Linked DNA regions of Homo sapiens: region 2 is linked to region 1. Evidence: chromatin contacts called from ENCODE POLR2A ChIA-PET data. All regions are on one chromosome and are shown on one strand. The core of a region is the stretch at or near the end of the contact, and the rest is flanking DNA. Distances in the headings are between cores, read along the strand shown.

Region 1 (2,540 bases), core at 22-2,521:
GAGACGGAATCTCACTCTGTCACCCAGGCTGGAGTGTAGTGGCACCATCTCGGCTCACTGCAACCTCCACCTCCGGGGTTCAAGCTATTCTCCTGCCTCAGCCTCTTGAGTAGCTGGGACTACGGGTGCGCGCCACCACACCCGGCTAATTTTTGTATTTTTAGTAGAGACGAGGTTTTGCCATGTTGGTCAGGCTGGTCTCGAACTCCTGCCCTCAAGTGATCTGCCCGCCTTGGCTTCCCAAAGTGTTGGGATTACAGGCATGAGACACCGAGCCCGGCCAACCACTAATATGTATCGTGAGTCAGCTCTGCTGTCTCTGAAAGTCCAACCTCCTACTTTTTGTTTTTTGTTGTTAAGACAGGGTCTTTTTTTTGTTTTTTAAAGACAGGCTGGAGTGCAGTGGCGCGATCTGGGCTCACTGCAACCTCCGCCTCCCGGGTTCAAGCGATCCTCCCACCTCAGCTCCAGAGTAGCTGGAAATACAGGCACGCGCCACTATGCCTGGCTAGTTTTTGTTTTTTACGTAGAGATGGAGTCTTACTATGGTGCCCAGACTGGTCTTGAACTCCTGGGCTCAAGCGATCCTCCCAAAGCCCTGAGATTACAGGCGTGAGCCAGCGCGCCGGACACAACCTCCTACTTTCATGAAAGAGTGGGCACTTCCAACAGGAGGAGTAAGTGGATGAGCGGTGTGTGACACACCCGCCTCAGCGTCGCCCGGAGTCCGCAAGGCTGCGGCTCACCGTTCTCTGCCCCATAGCTGGCATTGTGGAGTGAAAGGGAACGTGGGTGGAGGATTGAGGTTGGAAATTCTGAATCTGTACATACAGCTTGAAGGGGCTCATCGAATGTGTCGGTCCTTTAGATTCCCCCTGCCCATGGAGGTTAAAAAAAAAAAAAAAACCTATCAAAAGAGCTATTCAAAACCAGGCTGAAGATTGGAAGGAAGTTGGCCAGCCTCGGCTGCAGGACAGGTGCTTCCAGGCTCCATTAGGGGTGTCCAGCGCCTTCTTTTGCCCTAGGCAGCGCCCTGAAGAACGCGTCGGGGCCTCGGTTCGCGGACTTGAGGAGTGGACCGACCGAGCGCTGTGCGTAAAAGGACCGCTGGGGCACACGCCCGAGCGCCACCGGAGCTAGGAGACCGCGGCCCGGAGGTCGGCGAGTCGGGGGCAGGCCCGGAGCTCCTCCCACGGGGGGCGGGGCGGGTCACATGGCGGTGGCGCGGTAGCGCGCGATGCAGCACAGGCTAGAGGCTGCGCAAGCGCGGGGCCCGCCCCTGGGACCCTCCGGGCCGGGCGGTTTGGCCCCTTAGCGCCCGGGCGTCGGGGCGGTAAAAGGCCGGCAGAAGGGAGGCACTTGAGGTAGGTGCTGCGCGCCGGGGCTCCGCGAGGCACGTGATGTCCGTAGGCGGGGCCTGCCGCGGCGTAGGTGGGGAAACTGAGGCAGTGCAGGGCCGGTAGGGTGGGTGCTGGGCTGGTGAGGCGCGCCCCTCGGGCCCGCGCCAACTTTCTTAGGAGCCGCCGCAGCGCTGGCGCTCCCTCCGAGGACGACGACCCTTCCGCCACCCTGCGTGGCGGCCGATGGAAAAACCCTGCGCCCAGACGTCGGAGAACGGAGACGGGGACCCGGCGCTGCTGCGGCGGGCTAGGGCCCCCTCTGTCCACGCCCGCAAGCCTTGAGTGACGCCGGTGGCGCCAACCTTCGCGAATTGTTGGGACAAAGAACAGAGGAGAGGGCCCTGCCCTGGAGCATGGGCCCGGGGGCCGCCCTGCTGGACCAGCCCCAGGTGCGGACCTGGCAGTCCTCGTCCTCGTCTCTGTGCCCGCTTAGGGTCGTGTCTTTTAAGAGGGCACGGTTTCTAGCGTTGTTCAGCGTTTCGGAGGCACCTGTTCCCCCTCTTTCCCAAGAGTCACAAACGCCTGACTTTAAATTGGGTAGAGCCCAGTTGTAAACTTAACAGCCCTGCTGAGGTCTAGGAATGAAAAGATGAACAATCTGCCCCCAGGGTTGTTGCTGGAGCGGGAGGTGAAGGCGCAGGTGGAGATGGTTAGAGGCAAAGGAAGGGAAGTCAAGGCCCAGCCGGTCCAGGGCTGTGGGAAGGAGGCACACCCGGGAGTCCACTGCCGGACCGGGGTTCCCAGCTGCTCCTGCGCCTCTTTTCCTTGCCACATCATGCTGTCTGCACAGCCCAGCAACCCAGAACTCAGCTTTTTTGTTTGTTTTATTTTAATGTATTTTCCTTTGAACCTGGCAGGTGGTTTTTCAAAAAGAAAATAATCAAGATTTGTTTTGAAAAGCATTGTGAAAAAGTCAGCTTGAATAGTCTTGAATGCTCCTGCTCGGGCCCAGCTTTGGAGAATGAGGATTGGGATTTCCACTGCAGACCCCGACTCGTTACCATACTCATTCATCAGAAAACTCTTCATTTTGTGTACAAATAACGTTTTGAGGGTAATCATTGCTCTAGAAATGAAGAATTATACATCGTATTTATTGCACTTTTTGTAAGGTACCTCACAAGGCACCTCCTATACATT
Region 2 (2,540 bases), core at 31-2,530, 120 kb before region 1:
GGGGCCCAGCCCTCTGTTGTCTTGACAAGCCCTCTGGGGGATTCTGAAGCTCCCTGAAGTTTGAGAACCACTGTCCTACACTTGAGGCTCTGAATGTCCTGGTCCTAGTTCTCACCGTCATCAAGGAAGCTTCTCTCACTTCCGCACATCACAGTCTACCTACTTTTCAGGGACCAAAATCAATGCCTAAATTTTCTTCCTGTTTAGAAGGTCTTCTATTCTGCTCTTAGAGAACGTTACTGAGTCCCCAGCACCTAGAGGTCTACCCCAGCAGTGACCAGGGTGCAGGCTTTCATGCCTAAGTTGCACATGCTTCACATGCAAAATTTAGTCACCCATGGTCTTGTTTCAGGAACATTCCCTGTTGACTTAAATTGGCCATGGATAATAGATTAAAGCTTTCCTAAAAAAAAAATACATATAAAAAGTTAAGACCTGATCATATATTTTGCATGTGTCATACTCTTAGCCAGCCAGCTGCTACTCCCTGTCTTGGACCCACTGTGCTGGCGTGCTGGTGGTGGGCCACAGCACGGCTTCATCAGGAGGGACTGTTTTATGAAACTACTCCATGCTGTTTCTCTAGAGATCCCTTCTGGTAACTCACACACATTGCTCTGAAGAGCTCTGGTAAAAGTGACTCCTACAGGTACGAAGTTACAGTCAGATAGGAGGAATGAGCTCTGGCATTCCATTGCGCAGTAGGGTGACTGAAGGGCTAGAAGAGGGAATTTTGAATGTTTTCACCACAAAGAAGTAGTCAATGTCTGTGGCAATGGGTATGCCCATTATCCTAATTTGATCATTAAATGTTATACTCATGGATCAAAACAACACACGGTACCCCATAAATATGCACAATTATTATGTGTCAAATTAAAACCATTTGTAAGTGACTCCCTCAGTATAGGCTTGGAATGATCGTTTTCCAGTCAGTCCAAGACAGCCTACTTACCCGGGTGTCCCTCTCCCACAGACTCCGATGTGAACATGAAGACTCCTTCACTTAGAGAGTGGTCACACAAGCCATCCACCGGTCCATTCATCTTCTCACACTTCTCCACTCACGCTTCTTTCAGTGAACAATTTTGAGGCTGTGACTTTGCCTGAGTTTTTTTTTCTTCTTCTTCTTCTTCTTTCAACCCAACAGGCTTGTCTTTGGCAGAGCCACGGGGATCACTTCTGCCTAACTGCCTGTGAGCACGTGAGAACAGGCGAGGACTGCTGAGAAGGGAGGGAGTGGATGGAACACGGGATGTGTCCCTCCCTCCAGCTTGCCACAGCTTGCTCCTGAGCGACTCCTATATATGGAAAAGCGAAAGTGCCTGAAAAATCATGTGAGAAAATTGGAGGAGTCCATTTCCTAAGAGGGGGGTCTTCTTACCTGGAGGAATTTCAATTCTTATCCCTGACTTTCCAAACTCTAAGCACCTGGTCAAGGTAAGGTAAAGAAGGCTGTATAGTTCTGCAGAATTGAAGCTCCTTTGGGACTCTCCTTCAGCTCTTAGCCAATCTTGGTAGTGCTCCAGAGTTCACAACCCACCTTGGAGAGCAGGGGTCTGTGATCACCCAGAGATACAAGCAGGCAACAAGAAACTCTTTCTCAGAGATATGGTTTAGGCTAAGATTGCAACAGTGCCTTTGCTGTTGGGTGTCCCCTCCTCCCCTGCGTCTCATCTGGATTGGTCTCTTCCCATTCTATCTTCTCAGGGAGAGCAGGAGCACGCACCTGTATTCTGAGCCAGCTGTGATGTTACACAACAGATTCATTTTAGAGGAAAAGCTTTGAGTCCACGTGTTTCTGCTAACAGAAACCACCTAACCTGTCAACTTCTCTAAAAGGCTGGCAGGCATTTTAACAAGCAAGATCTTTAAAAAGTATCTATCTGGGGAGGTTACAGAGAACAATGTGTGTGTGTGTGTGTGTGTGTGTGTGTTTTTTTTAGAAAAAAATGCTTTTGAGAAATGGATTCATTACAGGGAAATTATCAAAGTCCAGTTTCCCAAAGCTTCCGGATTATAAACATCTACATATTCAGTTCTATACATGTAATAAACATCGTGTTCACATAACTCTTGCATTATTTTTTGCTTTGACCAAAAAAAGTAGTAAACAGGATTATATCTTTAGTTCATGTACTAAATGACAGCGTCTCACACTCTCAGATCCAGCTGCATCCTCAGACCCAAGGAACAATGGGGAATTGAGACCACAGAAAATGAGGATGGGTGGAGAAACCAGTTCCCACTAGAATGCAATAAAAAGTAATCAACCATAACCTTGTGCATCAAAGCTTGGACTGTGGGAAGCAAAAGTTAGGAAGCAATAGCCTCACCTAACAATTCTGGTGACCAAACCCCCCTCTGAGTTTATTATCAAGCATTTGGAAAAATTTTTTCTGGCACACATTCTGGTGCTCCAAAGCTTGAGTTTTGCTAACTGATGACCAAACATCATCCCTTCAGGGAATTAAAGCAGTATTAAGGTGACCTCTTCTGGAATAAAGTAAGGGATGTTACATATGCATAGCCAATCAACG

The links. ChIA-PET counts read pairs that join two places held with the same protein, here RNA polymerase II (POLR2A).
Region 2: POLR2A ChIA-PET joins it to region 1 with 30 read pairs in HepG2. The contact joins the promoter of MAT1A here to the promoter of PRXL2A in region 1. POLR2A ChIA-PET finds 5 or more read pairs at or near these places in 2 of 52 experiments (HepG2 and WTC11).

The regions. Positions count from the first base shown.
Region 1 is chr10:80,407,280-80,409,819 of GRCh38, forward strand. It overlaps PRXL2A (peroxiredoxin like 2A), which reads left to right and starts at 1,272. Exons shown (of 6, transcript NM_032333.5): 1 at 1,272-1,364. RefSeq lists a silencer at 1,051-1,340 and an enhancer at 1,626-2,219.
Region 2 is chr10:80,288,378-80,290,917 of GRCh38, forward strand. It overlaps MAT1A (methionine adenosyltransferase 1A), which reads right to left and starts at 1,281. Exons shown (of 9, transcript NM_000429.3): 1 at 956-1,281. The coding sequence starts at 1,046. RefSeq lists an enhancer at 1,116-1,410.